2 separate regions of the Homo sapiens genome follow, and region 2 is linked to region 1. A link is a loop called in an ENCODE intact Hi-C map of the cell type or tissue named here. Cell type or tissue: PC-3. All regions are shown on one strand. Links, peaks and the distances in the headings refer to the core of each region. The heading gives the core; the rest is flanking DNA. Region 1 overlaps GNAT3 (G protein subunit alpha transducin 3). Region 2 has its middle 27 kb from the start of CD36.

Evidence for each region. Hi-C counts contacts between places; a loop is a spot of excess contacts. Peaks named below come from ENCODE experiments on the same cell type or tissue, not always from the same donor. Only the 100,000 strongest peaks of a DNase experiment are listed, where the experiment ranks them.
Region 2: it touches region 1 in a loop (2.3-fold over the local background); 3 of 110 quality-filtered maps call a loop at or near these places.

Annotation. Positions count from the first base shown.
Region 1 is chr7:80,501,862-80,510,213 of GRCh38, forward strand. All of the region lies in intron 1 of GNAT3 (G protein subunit alpha transducin 3), which reads right to left. The region is part of intron 2 of LOC107986812 (a long non-coding RNA gene); the gene reads left to right. Among named protein-coding and RNA genes, the nearest start is that of GNAT3, 6.0 kb to the right of the region's middle. In PC-3, for the core only: no CTCF peak of the experiment used is centred there; a DNase peak (open chromatin) is centred at 4,390; H3K27ac peaks cover 389 bases.
Region 2 is chr7:80,607,423-80,615,774 of GRCh38, forward strand. It overlaps a transcript of CD36 not described here. Among named protein-coding and RNA genes, the nearest start is that of CD36, 27 kb to the right of the region's middle. In PC-3, for the core only: no CTCF peak of the experiment used is centred there; a DNase peak (open chromatin) is centred at 4,559; H3K27ac peaks cover 1,421 bases.

The DNA.
Region 1 (8,352 bases), core at 237-8,236:
TTCTGTGATACAGAAAAAATAAGCATCATGAATCTGTAAAATTCCTCATCAGCCAAACTAAGTATGTTTCATTCATGAGAAAGAATATTGTAGCTATATACTATCTTTCCTTTTTAATGATCTTTTATTTAGATATTCCAACTTTCCATTTTATACTTATTTTTAAAATATCTGATAATATTTATAGTGCCTATAGTTACCAATAATGTACTGGATACTTAAAAATTCACTAAGAGGGTAGATCTTATGTTAAGTGTTCTTATAATAATAGTGACAATAAATAAGAGGACAGGAAACAACTTTTATAGGTGACGGAGAAGTCTACTGTGTGGATTGTGGTGACGATTTCACAGGTGTATACTTATCTCCAAGCTCATCAAGTGGCATACATTAAATATGTATAGCTTTTGCATATCAAGCATATCTCAATAAAGTGGTTTAAAAATGTTATATGAGCTTTCTTGGATTGTGAGAAGCATTTTAACAGATATTTCATTTTTCTTTTCTTATTAACATACCTTTTAGGCTAAAAAATGACAACACTAAAATACAAAATTACATGATTTTTCCCACACAGGTCTGTTGCAGATATTTGTCTAAGTGTTCATTAATTGTGGGAATAGTCATGTATACTATTTTTTAGTATAAATACATATTGCAACAACGATTTTTAAAAAGGCCTTGGTTAATCACATGGTTTGCCTATACTGATATCTGGACAAAGGAAAATATAAAATAAGGAAAATGGAGGATTGAATTTATCAAGCATGTAGTTCTTACTAGAGTTATCCCTCCTAATTTTCAGACCCATATGTTGATCTAATAGATATCCATTTGGTCCTGCTAAAAAAAAAAAACATAGGTTTGAATATCCTAAATTATCATCCCTTTCCCTTTTCCCCAGCCTCATATTTATCCTGCATTTCACATACCAGTGAATAACATAATCAACCATAACCAATTCCACCCCAATCACTCCTCTCATTTACCGTCCACATGCAGTCTGCCACCAAGTTCTGTCACTTTGTCTCCTAACATTCCTCAAATCTTATTTTCAAACTTAAAATTTCTGCATTAATTCAGAATTGCATCAAGAATTTGCACAATAGTAACAGTTTCCTAATTGTCCTACCTACCTTTATCCTCCTCATTAAATCTTTGAGCCATAGTATAGCCAGGGTAGTCTTTATTTTTTTTAAAAAAAGCCAAGTACTATCATTTTAGTTACATAGTTAAAAAACCTATCAATATCATCTTATTGACTACAGATACAAAATAAAATTCCTATGCAATAACATATAAATGACTTTCTTCTAGCTCATTTCTACATGCAAAGGTATACCTGTGTTCTAGCCACCATGAACAAATCACAAGAATATTTTAGATTCTGATTCTGTCATTCTTCCATTCACCATACATGCATTCTTTCCTGTGCCATAATTCAATAAAGAACAAAAGCAGATATGTTCTTTGTTCTCATAGAAATTAGAATGCAGACATTAACTTAAAACTGACACATACAAATAAAAGGCTTTGCTTGGCTGTAAATAAACATTTGATATTTGGAAACCAAACTATATTCTTAAGTTGTCATTTTCTTCTTATCTATATCATGAAAGTAATATCTATTTCATAAGATTTTCTCATAGATTAAAGCAATAACAGAAGCAGTAAAGAGAAAAATATGAGATTTATGCCAATAGAGATAGAGCTAAAACTAAATCTTGTGACAACATTGACTTTTGGACAATGGAGAGGGAATAGTCATAAAGCTAAGGAGGATTGAAATATCAAGTGGATATAATGGGAAAGGACATAACAAGGCACCTCATGGAAAACATAAAGATACATGGGCAGCAAAGTAAAGTTGGGAAATTATTTTGAGATCTCCCAAAGTGTGATCAGGTCACTGACAGATACAAGGAATTTATGAATATGGGTCAACAAATTGAGCAAAAGAAAGAATTTTAGAGTCATATCAGTTAAGTTCTGTTATGAGGTCCTCAAAAGAGAGTATAAGAGAGTACAGACTAAAACCCACCAAGGTTTAAGAACAGACCGTGGTAGATGAATCCACTTATAGATGGAAAGAAGAAGCAAGCTTCAATGAAGAGAGGAATACAGGGATATAAAATTGAGGACTGTTTAGTTCAGACTTAGTTTAAAAGTTATCGCTCAGGGTGGAGGCTCATGCCTGTAATTCCAGCACTTTGGGAGGCCGAGACAGGCAGATCGCTTGAGCCCAGAAGTTTGAGATCAGCCTGGGCAACATGCTGAAACTCTGTCTCTACAAAAAATAGGAAAATTAGCCAGGTGTGGTGGCACACGCCTGTAGTCCCAACTACTGTGGATGCTGAGGTGGGAGGATCACTTGAGCCCAGGAAGTTGGGGCTGCAGTGAGACGTAATTGCACCACTGCACTCCAGCCTGGGTGAAAAGACCCTGTCTTTAAAAAAAAAGAGAGAGAAAATTATTGAGATGTGAATTTTGTGAATTGGCCATTATCTGCACTCTGTGAGGGATAACTTTTTACTAGAGAAGAGCATATATACAACTTACATTGCAATTAATGAAAGAGACTAAACAGGATAAGAAAATAGAAGCAGTGAGCATAGCATCCTTTGAGAAGTATTTCAATATAAAAACATTTTAAAAGATATCTATATAAGGTGAATTCAAGGGTGTGTTGAAGTCAAATAAATTTTCTTGGGCTAAAGAAGAGAAACATCTGTATTTGCCATGAAGAAAAAGCCAATAGATAATTTTGAAGATGACAAAATGAAAAATAATTAGTGGAACAAAAATTTTAAGATATGAAAGGTGATAGAATTTATAGCACAAAGGCTGAAACTAATCTGAAATGAAAATGGAATACTGCTTCTTTAAAACTAGTGAAAATATAAGAATACGTGAATGTTTAGTGAGATTTGGAGATGATCATTTATAATTGTTTTGTTGCATATTAGTGATCATCTAGGGTGAGGTTGGGGGGAGATTCAAGATGAAAGTGATGTTGGAAATGTGCGACGAGCTGCCTTTGGAACATTTTAGAAGAAAATGAATAAGTAAAATAATTATTGGCCCAGCTAAATTTAAAACGTGATATGTGTCAGCCAGGAGACTGAAAATGATACACTGTTTTATTCTACAACATCTGGGAATGAAGGAAAGTAAGAATTTACAGAGGGATCAGGGTTAGATCAGCACTAAGAGCTGAAAAAGCTGTTAAACAGCATTACATTCAAGAAAATCAGTTGGGAGAAGTGTATCAGGAAAATGGTAAATGGAGAACTCTGAGGGATTATCCAGGGTTGAGGGTTTGAATGTCAATTAAGGTAGAAGATTACGGAGGTGAAATACTCCTGAATTTTAGGAGGAACACAGCTGAAATGACTGGCCCTGTTTAAAAGGAAGTAGATTAAATCAGACAACTAATTCACTAAATATGGAAAAGTATGAGAGATAATAGAATATAAAATTCTGGTTAGAGAGTGATTTTTTAAATTTATTTTTCTTTATTTTTTGAGACAGAGTCTCACTCTGTGCCCAGGCTGGAGTGCAGTGGCACAATCTCGGCTCACTGCAAGCTCCGCCTCCCGGGTTCACGCCATTCTCCTGCCTCAGCCTCCCGAGTAGCTGGGACTACAGGCGCCCGCCAACACGCCCGGCTAACTTTTTATATTTTTATTATAGACGGGGTTTCACCGTGTTAGCCAGGATGGTCTCGATCTCCTGACCTTGTGATCTGCCCACCTTGGCCTCCCAAAGTGCTGGGATTACAGGCGTGAGCCACTGCGCCTGGCAGAGAGCGATATTTCTAGATATCTTTAAAAAACAATTTTAAGTAGTAAATTTATTCTATTGAAATATACTGAGACAGGAATCAAACCCATGACTTCCCCCTTTTTTATTAGCACTGCATCTTGTAATAAACAGAATGGATATTTTTCATATCTTATGGATTCTTAAACTCAGTTTTACCTTTAATCCTACTTTAGGTTCAAATTCTACATTGATATATTTGCACACCAGTATTTGGAGAAAAATTATTGAAAGCAATGGCAAAAACTGCAATTACTTTTGCACGAACCTAATAAGTAGGGAATGGATTCTGAACTTGGGTCTAATACCTTAAACGGAAGTATATTTTATTTTATATAAAACAGATCATGGAATCCTTACACTATGAAATGTGTTTTGCTACCTTTCCTTTCTAACAGTATGGAGAGGTAAATAACTTGTTAACTGCTCATGTTGCTTATATAAATATTTTTAAAGATAAAATATTTGTCTTGAGTCAATAATTCATGCTCGAATGAAAATATGCGAATATAAATATGTTCTGTAATATTACTAGAGAGCTTGTTAAACTGTAGTTAGCAAGAGTCATTGTCAGCAAGCCAGAATTTTCAACCTCCTTAGCAAATACTATCATTTGGCTAAGTGTGGAATGTTTTACTAAATGGTTTGCATCTTTTACGCGAGTGCCTTACGAGCCTGCTTTTAAGATGTGCTGATCAATTGAGATAAATGCATCTAAAACAATCAGTCAAATATACACAAATTATTTGTCTATGTGCTTTTGCTTGTTGGAAAAGAGGGAAATTATTGGAAACTATTTGATGCTGCCATGGGCCATTCTGATGGATAAATGCAACATTGTAAATATTTGGCAACTTTTCTGAAAACTGTAAATATCGGGAACTTTCAAGTTGTTGTAGCCCTTTGCATTTTGGAGAAAAATTTAAACTCTCCAAGTAGGTCTTTTCTGCCTAAAGTTTTCTTTCCACTTCACTGAGAAGCAGTTTTAAACATTCGCATTAAGAATATTCATGCATCCCAAAGATTGGATACCTCTAGAAACATAAAATAAATAATTTGTTTATTTAAATTGACAGAGAAAATGGTATGTATTTGTTGTGTACAACATGGCATTTTGAAATATATATACATTGTGAAATTGTTAAATCTAGCTAATTAACATGCATTACCTTGCGTAGTTATTTTTGTGGTGAGAACACTTATCCACTCTCAACAGTTTTCAAGAATGCAATACGATGTCATTAACTGTAGCCATTATGCTATATAAAAATATTTTGTAATATTTATAAATATGTTTAAAATAAAAAGGTACTATAGTTGGAGGAAGGAAAGAATGGTTTTAATTTGGATAAATAAGGCAAAACAAAAAGTTGGAAACATTATTGGGAATTTGTTTTACATGTTGTTAAGAAGATTCTTCTTTTTTACCAGTGATCAGAAGGGGACTTATTGGTTAATCCTAATATATAATTATTCCAAAGAATGTGTTTATCTGATCTTATCCATGGACAGGCATGGACTATGTTGGTGTAATAAAATTTCAAAATAGTGTTTCTTAGAGTTGATGAACTTGTAATCTAACCAGTAAGTCAGAAACAACTCTAGTTTCCTGGAATCTCTCCCACTCATATCTAGGGATAATTAAAAAAAAATAAAGACATTAAAAAGCACACATAGAATAAAAATAATCATTTAAATTTAACCTGAGTCTTGAGTCCTCACTTCTCTTAGTTACATGTAAAAGAAAGACAAAGGAAGAATAATGATACACATTTATTGACATTTGATTTATTTCATATTTGGGAATCTCTTATGCCAAAGAATAAACCACGTTTGTCTAGATCTTTACAAGTTACAAAATACTTTGACATCCATTATTTCTCTGAGTTTATGTGGCTAGCCTAAGGTCACTCTGGGAAGTACAAAACGCATTACAGTTGATGAAGGTATTAATAAATCAATTTCCACCTCAGGTGATTTAAAAATGCATTCTGTTCTAGTATTAAATTGTATTCTCCTCATTCTGCTGCATGGTTAAACCTATTTATCTAATTCTGCTGTGTGAGTTTTATTTTACTAATTATTTTGTGACAAGCCTTTAGATAGCATCAAAAATCATAATTCTCCTACTACATACCTTCCAGAATATCCATTTGTTGAATAAGTGAAACCATTTGAAAAGTTTGAAAATGTTAAATACAATAAATATATTACCTTCGAAGTAGTTTTTGATCTCTAGACTCCATCCCTATTCATGTTTCTAAAAGCCAGATAAGTGGAATAATAGTTTAAAACAGTAAAACTCAGATTACATCATTAAAATAATAATAGTGTGACTCTTACAATATAGCACAAAGAAAAAATAAAAATAAAGGGTTTTAGAACTAAAAGAAAAGAACATCTATGATGAACTTCCCATGATAATGCTGGAAATCACTAGCTAAAAGTGAAAAATTGTAGAATAAATGTTAATTATATATATAAATGTGGCAGAGGGTGTTTTGAATATGAAGAAAAAAGAAAGCTAATTTTTTTCCTATGCTTTCCATGGGGCTTCAAATCTAAGCAGCCCATGTGATGGAAATTTGCAAAAAAAACAAACGAAACTGATGCAGCAAAATAAACTCAAACTGAAATTTGATGTAATAAGCATAAAGAGAGGAGAAAGGAAAAATGGAAACATGATCCATATTGAGTTTACAATTAAATAATAGGTATTATTTTGAATAAAAGTACCATTGAATGAAACGTTTATAAAACTTTAAAACGTACTTAGATACAAATGAGAATATTTTATCCGTTAGAATTTGTTTTTCTTATTAAAATGTGCTCTTTCTGGAATATCTTTGCAAGTAAATTTTTTAAAGCATGTGGCATTATTTTCTTGATTGCAGTTATCAAATGTGCTCAGCAATGTATGAGTCATCTCCAGTGTTTCCTAAAAGCCTACTTTTTGCTAAAATAAAACACAGATTTGGCATCTGTTCTGTAATTTTACTGAAGGTCTGAAAGGTGTAATAAAAAAAGGCATCTGTCTGCAAGATGATCCTTTAATTGTAAAGTCGCACTTTGACCGCTCTTCAGATTCAGTGAAATCTTGTGTTCGATAATACCAAATGGTTACATCCGCTTTGCAGTACATGTTAAATGTGGAAAGTTGGTGTTATGAGTTTAAGCTTCTAGAAATTCATTAGATGAAGATCAACATACTGAAAAAAAATCTGTCAAAAGTGTTTTTTAGATTTCTTATTTTTGTAAATGTAGGTATTGACTCAGGAGCTGATCACTACTAAGGTTAAACTGGTTAGTTCCATGTGACATGTACTCACTGATAAACTTAAAAGTGTCATTCAGACGACACTGATGAATGAGAACATCGTTTCAATGATGGGAAAAATTAAATAGATTTCATTGGTGAGGAGATTTGAGGGTAGGAGAGTGGAAAGTTTTGGTTTAGTTCAACTAAGCACTTTTATAATGTCTTAATGAGGTCAAATTGAATATAAAAATTACAGTTTCGAGAATTTGAATTCAATCCAAACATGAGAATGAAGTAGAGCTGTTATAAGACTGTTATGAATTTGATAATTGTATCATCATATGTAGAATTCAGATGGACTCCAAAAGGGAAACTTAGCCAGATGTTTGTAATATAATTGAAATAGGAACAACTTAAGAGAATTTCATTTATTTTGTATAAATAAAATGTGACAAAGGAGTTTAGTGCACATAGTGTTGGAACCAAATAAATCCAAGTATTTTACTTACTAATGATGAAATTGTATGTATAAAATTGTAAACACCTTGGGAAAGTAAAACATGTAATAGTCCCACTAATGATTCTTTTATACTTCTGGTACAAATATTGCTCTTTCTTCTTGATCTAACCAACACTTAAGTCTAAAAATAATTCATCTGACTTATTTTTCATTTGATAGCATTGCATACAATAAGTTGGGTCCCAGTCAATGGCTCTGTGGAGTGGTAAAATTTACTAATTCTGGAACCCTGTATGTATCAGTAGTCCATTGATTTTCAGTTCCAAATTTAAAAAAAATCTTTCTTTTGTCCATCATTACATTGAACCTTTTTGACCCAATTTTCAGTGATGTGTTTTCATTCATCTATATATACTCTTTTTGAACATTTTTAATTTATTTTTTTAAATTGACAAATAACATTCCATGCTTGTGTTGTGTCCAACACGATATGTTGAAGTAAAAATACAGTGTAGAATGGTTAAATCTAGCTAATTAACAAATGTATTACTTCACAGTTATCATTTTTGTGGTAAGTGCACATAACACCTACTCTCTTTACATTTTTCAAGAATACAATAGATCATCATTAACTATAGTCACCGTGCTGAACAGTAGATCTCTTGAAATTTATTCTTCCTATTTAACTGTAATTTTGTGTCCTTTGACCAACAACTCCCTTTCCCCTTGTTCCCCCCAACCACCCTAGCCCCTAGAAACCACCTTTCTACCTTGTTCTTTTCCGTCACAACTGAATCTCTAGTTGACTGGC
Region 2 (8,352 bases), core at 232-8,231, 110 kb after region 1:
AATAGGAGAAGTGGGGATAGTTTTTAGCACACTCTAAAACTAAGATCTACTGATTTTTTACAAATAAGGACATGGAGGCTTGTAGAAGTTAGTGACCTTTTATGCCTTTGTCTAGCCATATTGCTTTCCTCAGTTTCCATTTCTGCAGATTTTCTAGGTTCCCATTCCCCATCCCCCACTTTCTAAGTGATATTATCAATTTTCATGACTTCACCTGTAATCTGAATGTTGAGGAGACCCCAATCTACATCTTAGGGCTCCAATCACTCTTCTCAACTTCAGACCCATGTATCTCCATGCCAGTAGGTCAAGTTCTCAAGCTGAAAGTATCTAAACTCTTTTTGTTGTTGTTGTTGTTGTCATTGTTGAGACTGAGTCTCACTCTGTCGCCCAGGCTGGAGTACGGTGGTGCAATTTCGGCTCACTGCAACCTCCTCCTCCCAGGTTCAAGCGATTCTCCTGCCTCATCCTCCCGAGTGCTGGGACTACAGGTGCCTGCTGCCTCGCCCAGCTAATTTTCTGTATTTTTGGTAGACATGGGGTTTCACTGTGTTAGCCCGGATGGTCTGCATCTCCTGACCTCGTGATCCGCCCGCCTCGGCCTCTCAAAGTGCTGGGATTACAGGCGTGAGCCATATAACCTTGTTAATGTGTTCTGATTCAAGATGTACATTTTTATGTTCAAAATTAAATTATAATCCCCAAATGAGTGTCTTTTACTAGGCTTGAATTTATCCCAGCATTCAATAATATATATGCATATAACATATCCCCTGCAAATTATTTTAAAATAAAATGGTTAAATTTTAATAGCTATTTATTATCTATGTGGTACCTGCAAAGCACTCTAAAAATAATTATGCAAAGTGCCTAGTATTTAATGAGAAGTAAATTACTGGTTGAGGCATACTCTCTAGTGTTAGACTGCATATGTTTGAAACTTAGATCTCTAACTTTCCAGCTCTGTGACCTCTGGCAAGTTAGTAAACTTCTTTGTACCTCTGCTTCCCTATCTGTAACACATGGATAATAAACATGCCTACCTCATAGGGTAACTGTTCAAGATAAGCAACTTAATGCATATAAAATACTCATACAAGTGTCTTGCATATGGTAAGTTCCATAGAAGGGTTAAATATTATTTAAGTTTTACAATAATTTTAAAGTAGATAGTGTTATCTCCATTTTACAAATGAGTAAACAGACTTGGGGAGATTAAAAAATTGGCTCAGGATCTTGCAGCCAGTTAGTGAAAATGTCAATATTAAACCCTGACAGGACTAACTTCACACCACCCCTAAAACTGGTCCTATGTTTCCCCTCCAGGTTAATAGTACCTCCTTTTGTCTTGTTACTCAAGCGTAAAACCTGAGACTTACGATTTTTTCCTCTCTACCTAACTAATTAGTCACCAAGCCGTAGCTATTCATGCTAACTTCTAAATATCTTCCATATCCACTAAGTATTTCTGAAATCTTTCCCACATTTCCCACCCCCACCCCCATAGCCAGTTTTTAAGTTCAACTACATAATTTCCTTTCTAGATTATTTTGATAGGCGTCCTCTGGCCTTCCCTCCAATCCATTCTTCATGCTGATGCCAAGGCCATCTCCTAAACCCAAATTTTGTCATGCGCTCCTTCTCTAAAAATCCTTGAGTAGTCCTATGTTGCTTTCAAGATAAACCCACGAGAGAATGAATTCCAGGTAATCAAGGCACACATACAATATAAAGTTTGGTATAGTATGTGTTACATTAGGGCTTCACGTTTGTGGTCATTTGTGGCCACTTTTCTGGTGTCTTGTTCTTCCAAAACTCATACACTGTACCGAATCCTTACTGAAACATGTTTCCCCAGTTGTATGTTTATTATTTTGTATGTTTCTTTATGTATCTGTATTTGGGGAAATGCTTGTGATCCACTATACCCTCTCCCACTCTGTACCCGGAGCTGTACAATGCAGTCCTGGCATAAGGAACCACTTCCTCCACCACTGTCCTTTAACACCTTCTCTCCCTCACCATTCACTCTTCCTACCTGAGTGTAGATGTCACGGCCTATTAGAATTGTCTGTTTATGAATCTGCCTTCCTAGACCTGCTGGGAGCTACCTAAGCGGGGTGTCAGGTTTTTGTTTTGTTGATTCTCACGTTTTCTCCCAATCAGAAGTCCAAACTAAGAATACTTTAGGAATGTATTTAAGTTTACTCTTGCAAGGGCTACTGATTGATAAAATATTTGCCAATGTAATTGGGGGGAATAAAAGCATGTATAAATAAAACAAAGTTGATGATTCAAACTATGATAGCAGAATAATTTCACACGTAATCTGAAGATTTCAACAACAAGAGCTTGATAGGAGACATAATACAGTATTAGAGTCAGAAAAAATAGTTACAAAAAGCCTGAGTTAGTATTTGCCTGTCTTTTGGCTTGTGATCTGTTGGTGAAGGGAGCCAGATGAGAATTTGGTTCAGGTTACAAGTATGATCACCCAGCAGGTGCTTGCTATGTAGGCAAAGGGTTGAGGACAAGATAAGATTAGGAAAGGACATGCGCTGTGAGGGGTGAGCCAAGCTGTGGGTCTGATCTAGGTTTAAAGCCTTCCTTGGAAAACAAGGACTGGCAAGTGAATACTGGAAACTGAAGAGTGAGAAGTATTATCCAAAAGCACACAGCTCACTTTTAACAGCTGATTAAATGAGACTAGATTTATCACAGTAGTTCTCAAAAATTGGCATGAGAATGATAAAAAATGTTTAACTTGGTATTCACAATGCCTTTTTAAAAATTGTTACTATATTGTCATTGTAATTATCATCATCATTACTCTTATTTTGAGTTTTCCTGATCTATATTTGTGCTCTGTATGTCTCACCTCAGACTACCTAAGATTTTTAGTCCCTTCTAGGAAGTTATTTAAAATCTACCCACAATTATTTTGGTAGCCATTTACTGAGAGGGTAATTTAGCTTCCTAATATTATGGTATTTTTATGTCATCTTTTGTAAATACAAGAATAGTAATATCTTCAGTGTAGTCGCTGAGGCTTCTTTCCTTTAGTGAAGTTTTAGCGAAACAGAATTTTCCTCTATCTTCTTTTGAACATATTTTAAACAGTTATTTTAATTTTATTTATTTATTTATTTTTTATCTTTTATCTTTTTTGAGACGGAGTCTTGCTCTGTCTCGCCCAGGCTGCAGGGCGGTGGCGTGATCTCGGCTCACTGCAACCTCTGGCTCCTGAGTTCAAGCGATTCTCCTGCCTCAGCCTCCCCAGTAGCTGGGACTACAGGCGCCCGCCACCACGCCTGGCTAATTTTTTGGATTTTTACTAGAGACTGGTTTCACTGTGTTAGCCAGGCTGGTCTCTATCTCCTGACCTCGTGATCTGCCTGCTTCAGCCTCCCAAAGTGTTGGGATTACAGGCCTGAGCCACGGCACCCAGCCAGATTTTTTTATTTTTTAGAGACAGGGTCTGCTCTCTCTGTCAGTCAGGCTGGAGTGCAGTGGCACAATCATAGCTCACTGTAATCTCAAACTCCTGGCTTTAAGTAATCTTCCCCACTCAGCCACCCAAGAAGCTGGGACTACAGGTACACACCACCATGCCCAGCTAATTTTTGTGGTTGTTTCTTTCTGTAGAGGCAGAGTCTCTCTATGTTGCCCAGGCTGGTCTCAAACTCATGGCCTCAAGCAATCCTCCCTCTTGGGCCCCACAAACCACTGGGATTATAGGCCTGAGCCACTGCGCCCTGCCTTGAACAAAATTATAATAAAGCTCTTGAGTGTTTTGTGGCCTTTCAGCAGATGCTCTGCCCCCCTGTTGTGACCTGGCCATGTTTCTTGTCTCAGCCTGCTTTTTTCTCCCATACATGACACAGAGGCCCTAACCTCAAAATCGTCGTCCCGTGTCATTTTGCACACCCATAATAATCTCTCCTATTTCTTATCACTGTGGCATCTTCTAATTTTTCTTCTTTGAGTTTCTCTTTAGTCATCTTGAAAATTCTGAGAGATTGTGCTAGCATATACATGAGAGCCTCCTGATAGCACTGGAGTTAGGAGCCAAGTTTCTTAGATGCTTTATTACTGCCAATGTCCTTTCTTTAACCAAAGACCAACAGGAACACACCTGTAGTGAAACAAGTTCATTACTCATTGAAAAGAGAGGAAAGTGTACCATAGGGAACTGACAGTGACCCGGTAAGAAGATGTTAGGAAAAATCTATTCTAGAATTTGGACTTCGGTTGGTTGGTTGGGGAGGGTCGAGGAGGTGATACTGAAGGAAATAGAGATTTGCTCTGAATTAGATGTTGTCAGGAGGCAGGATAATTTTATGATTGGGTGTCTTAATCTTGGAGGAGGGAAGACTAGACTGAAGCTAAAGCTGTAATTGATAAAGAAGCAGAGTCACTCATAGTAAGTGAGAAGGGAATGTGTAGTATCTGTGGCTTGGACAGTGTTGATAATCGTTTTGGGTTCAGACATAAAAGGTCTCATTTTGTCTTGACTCATCATGATCACAGAATGATTTTATCTAAAGTAAATGCTCTATGAATTGTTTGTGTTCAGCAGAACAAACACCAAGGCCAAGCAGTGAGTGCTGGGCCTGTGCCCAGAAACAGCAAGACCTAGCTAATAATATCAGCCCAGCTCCTGGGTGATGGGCTGTTTTCTCTTTACAGTACAAAGTTCTTTGTTACTTCAGTAATTAAACGTGCACACCTGAAATCCAATTTCCACTACTTTGATGATTGTTGAAATGAGATTCTTTTGAATGTCCTTCTTAAGTTCTATAATATGCTCAATACACTGAGTCCTGTAATATAAAATATCATTCCTGTTATGCTAGCAACCTGAAAAATCACAGGAGATCAGTCCCTGTATAAAAATGATAATGTGCACAAATTGTTTGGGGGCATTTATTCTTTTCTTTGCACATATACCATAAAAACTAATTTGTTATATAAATGAAAAAATTATGCCTTTGGCATATATAAAATACAATGAAATGAAATTTTAATAACTCAAAGCTTCTTATGAAGAAATTAAGGGGTCTTTCTACTTACTATGTAGATGAACAGCATGCTAATCAGATTGTAGAATCCTGCAGTTGGGAATTATCTTAAAAAGTATTTCTGAAAATATGCACCTCTGTGGAACTTATATAAATGTGGTTAAATATATATACTCAACTTTCTATTTAGATATTCCAGATACCACCTGAAATAGAAGAGATAATCTGACTTTTTCTATTATTCAACCATATACTTTCTTTTGTTGTTTTTATTTCTTTAATTTTCCACATTGACAGATATAATTGTATGTATTCACTGTGTCTTAAATGTATAAGCATTGTGGAATGGGCTCAATCTAGCTATTTAACATGTGTGTTATATCACATAGTTATTATTTTTGTGGTGAGAACACTTTATATCCACTAAGCATTTTTTAAGAATTCAGATAAACTTTCATCATAAGCTTTGCTTAAATAAAAAATCTAGTAAGTGATTCAAGTCTGTGATTGAATAATATTCCATATATTTAGGTAGTATATGGATTCAAAATGAGTAGAAATATTGACAAACATCCCATGCTAATAATCTACTTTGTAACTTCTCATAAATCTGTAGAGGAAGTAGTAGTAGAGAGAGGAGGGGAGATAAGGCTATAAATAAACTTGATTCCATGAGTCACACAAAGAAAAAGTATCTTTTCTTTATGGTAATGTAATATTTAAGACATTTGTAATATTCATAATTGTATTACTTTCTTTACATTATACATATATGCTTTTTAAACATGAGCTGCATGATAAATTCAAAGTTTCAGTGCCATATGTAAACTTAAGTTTCTCTATTTTTTCTTTTTGCAGGGAGGTGAGGGTTGCTCTTAAAATATGATAAAGGCAATACAAGAGAAATAGTGTGTTTTAACCACTGCTGTATTTATCATAGTATCTTGTTAATAAGCTACTTTGATTCTACTTTATGGAGATTTTTCCTTTAGTTACTCTTGAAGATATCATCTAAACCAAGAAAGATATTCATTCTTCTCTTTCTCCTTAAGGTCTATCTTTTCACAAGATCCTACTTCATCTTTCCTATTTTGGAATAAAACATGCAGCTCTGTTTTATGTGAGCCAGAAATAATTTACTGAACAGGAAACTGTAGTTAAGAAGTAAAAATCACAGTGAAAAATTTTAACTTTTAATGGGACAAAGAGGCTTGAATCTTTTACGGATGAGAGATGCTTGTCAGGGGCCTAAGAGATGGGGTTTATTTAAGTCTAGTCAGCAGTTTTGATTCTTAAATTTGAATAGTTCAAAAGTCAAATTAGAGTAGGATCCTGATAACTGAGTTGATTCCTTGTTAACAGTAATAAAAGGTAAATATTATCAATAAATATAAAATATCTACCAGTTACTTGGGAAGTTAATATAGTACTTTTGGAGTATATTTTATACAGAACCAAATGCATATAATTAGCTAATGTGCTTTTGGGTGTCTATATTTTGTAATAATACTATCTGAAAAGTTGTTACAGATAAACATTTATTATTTTTCTGAAAGTCAAAGGGATATTTTGTATGCCCGGCTTAGCAGCAGTTGTCTATTTGAAATGAAAATAAAAGAGCATTAATGCCAATCAGCTTTCTTACTAGAAATATTCCTGTACTTGATGTTTTTCCACAAACTCTTAACACATCACAGATATTCTTAAACTACTTGTATAAATTATACCAGAATAAAATGGGCATCATTCTCTTTTTTGTTTACATCGAATGTTTGTTTCTCCAGAGCACATCCGTATTGTGGAGAAACAATGGTGACTGTTTTTAATTGCAAAAACTACCCAGATTCTTTCTTGGAGAGCCTCCTTGTTTTCCACTGGGTTTAGACATAGGTTCTCTTTCACTCTTTATCCTACATTTTTAGACCATCATAATGTATTTATATTTTATACACCCACTGGCCAACAAGAGAATCTATATATATGTTCACTAAAAAGCAGGTTTATACAATTAGTTTACTCATTCCTTCTTCCTAGTAAGGTTCTTCTTTACTTGAGTCCAGTTCCTGACTCCAGAATAAAAATGAAATTATCAATGTCTCTTGTACATTAGTCTGTGATTTTTTTGCAGGGGTGCCCTCTGTATCTTAATCTTTGCTTCTTCTTCGCGGCTCCATCTTTCCCTCAAATTCCCCACCATGACACTGAAGTACTTCCCCGATTCTGCCCTTCCTTGGAAACCACATCTGAGTTCCTGACCCCAATTCCAATACCCCAGTTTATAATGTGAAGTGGGAAATTGGGGGATTAAATATTTCCTGATATCAGTTGAAAACTGTGGGTGCCCTTGTTATTTGCTCTGCTACTTGTTAGCTTTATACTGTATTTGTCGCTTCAACGAATGCCAATATAAAAGAAATGCTAAGTCCTTTGTTCCTTTGACCTTTTGTGTTTTTTTCCCCTCTGCTTGCATAGGGGCGTATCCAGTTTTCATTACTTCTCTTCTGTCTACCCCTGCTGTTATGTTCCAGAATGCCACCAAGATGAAAGCTAACCAAAAGTATTTCTCCCACTTGTGATAATGACTCTTAGGGCTTGCTTTCCAGTTTTACAGCCCTCTTTGCCATGGCTGCCACTACAAACTGCAAGCACATTCCCGTTAATCCAAACTCTGCCTAGAATGAGACCACATTCCCTTCATCAGGCTGAATACAAGTTTTAGTTCAGGGCCTTGTGTCTTTCCCGCATTCATTTATTAGTCATCGAGCTGAATTTCTCAACCCAATTTATTGCTTTTCATGTGACCTTTTAAAAGTACAAACTCGTATCCTGTCACTCCTCCAACTTATAATTATTTAATTGTTCTATTCTGCTTACAGAATAAAGTTCAATCTCCTTAGAATATCATGCAGGGGGCTTCAAGGTCTGGTATCCACCTGTTTTCCTCACTTTTTGCAACTTCCCTGAAAACCATTTTTGTACATTTGCAAGCATATCACTTCCTTTTTGCCTCTGAATTTATGCATGTTGTTCTTTCTGCTTCTATTGCCCTTTTTCCATCTTCTGTGATTAGAAAATATCTATTCATCCATTGAAGCCCTTCTGTTATTTTACAATCTATCTCCTATCAACAAAATCACAATCTATTCAAGACCATATTTTATTCATCTTTGCATGCCAGCGCCATGCTCAAAGCCTGGAGTATGATTAAAGGTCAGTTAGTGTTTGAATGAATAAGTTAGTTCTTTAGTACGTTTCCTTTCTCTTAACTCACAACTTGAAGTTGTATTATTTCTTTACTCTTCAGAATTTCTCCCAAAATATTCTAAGGCGG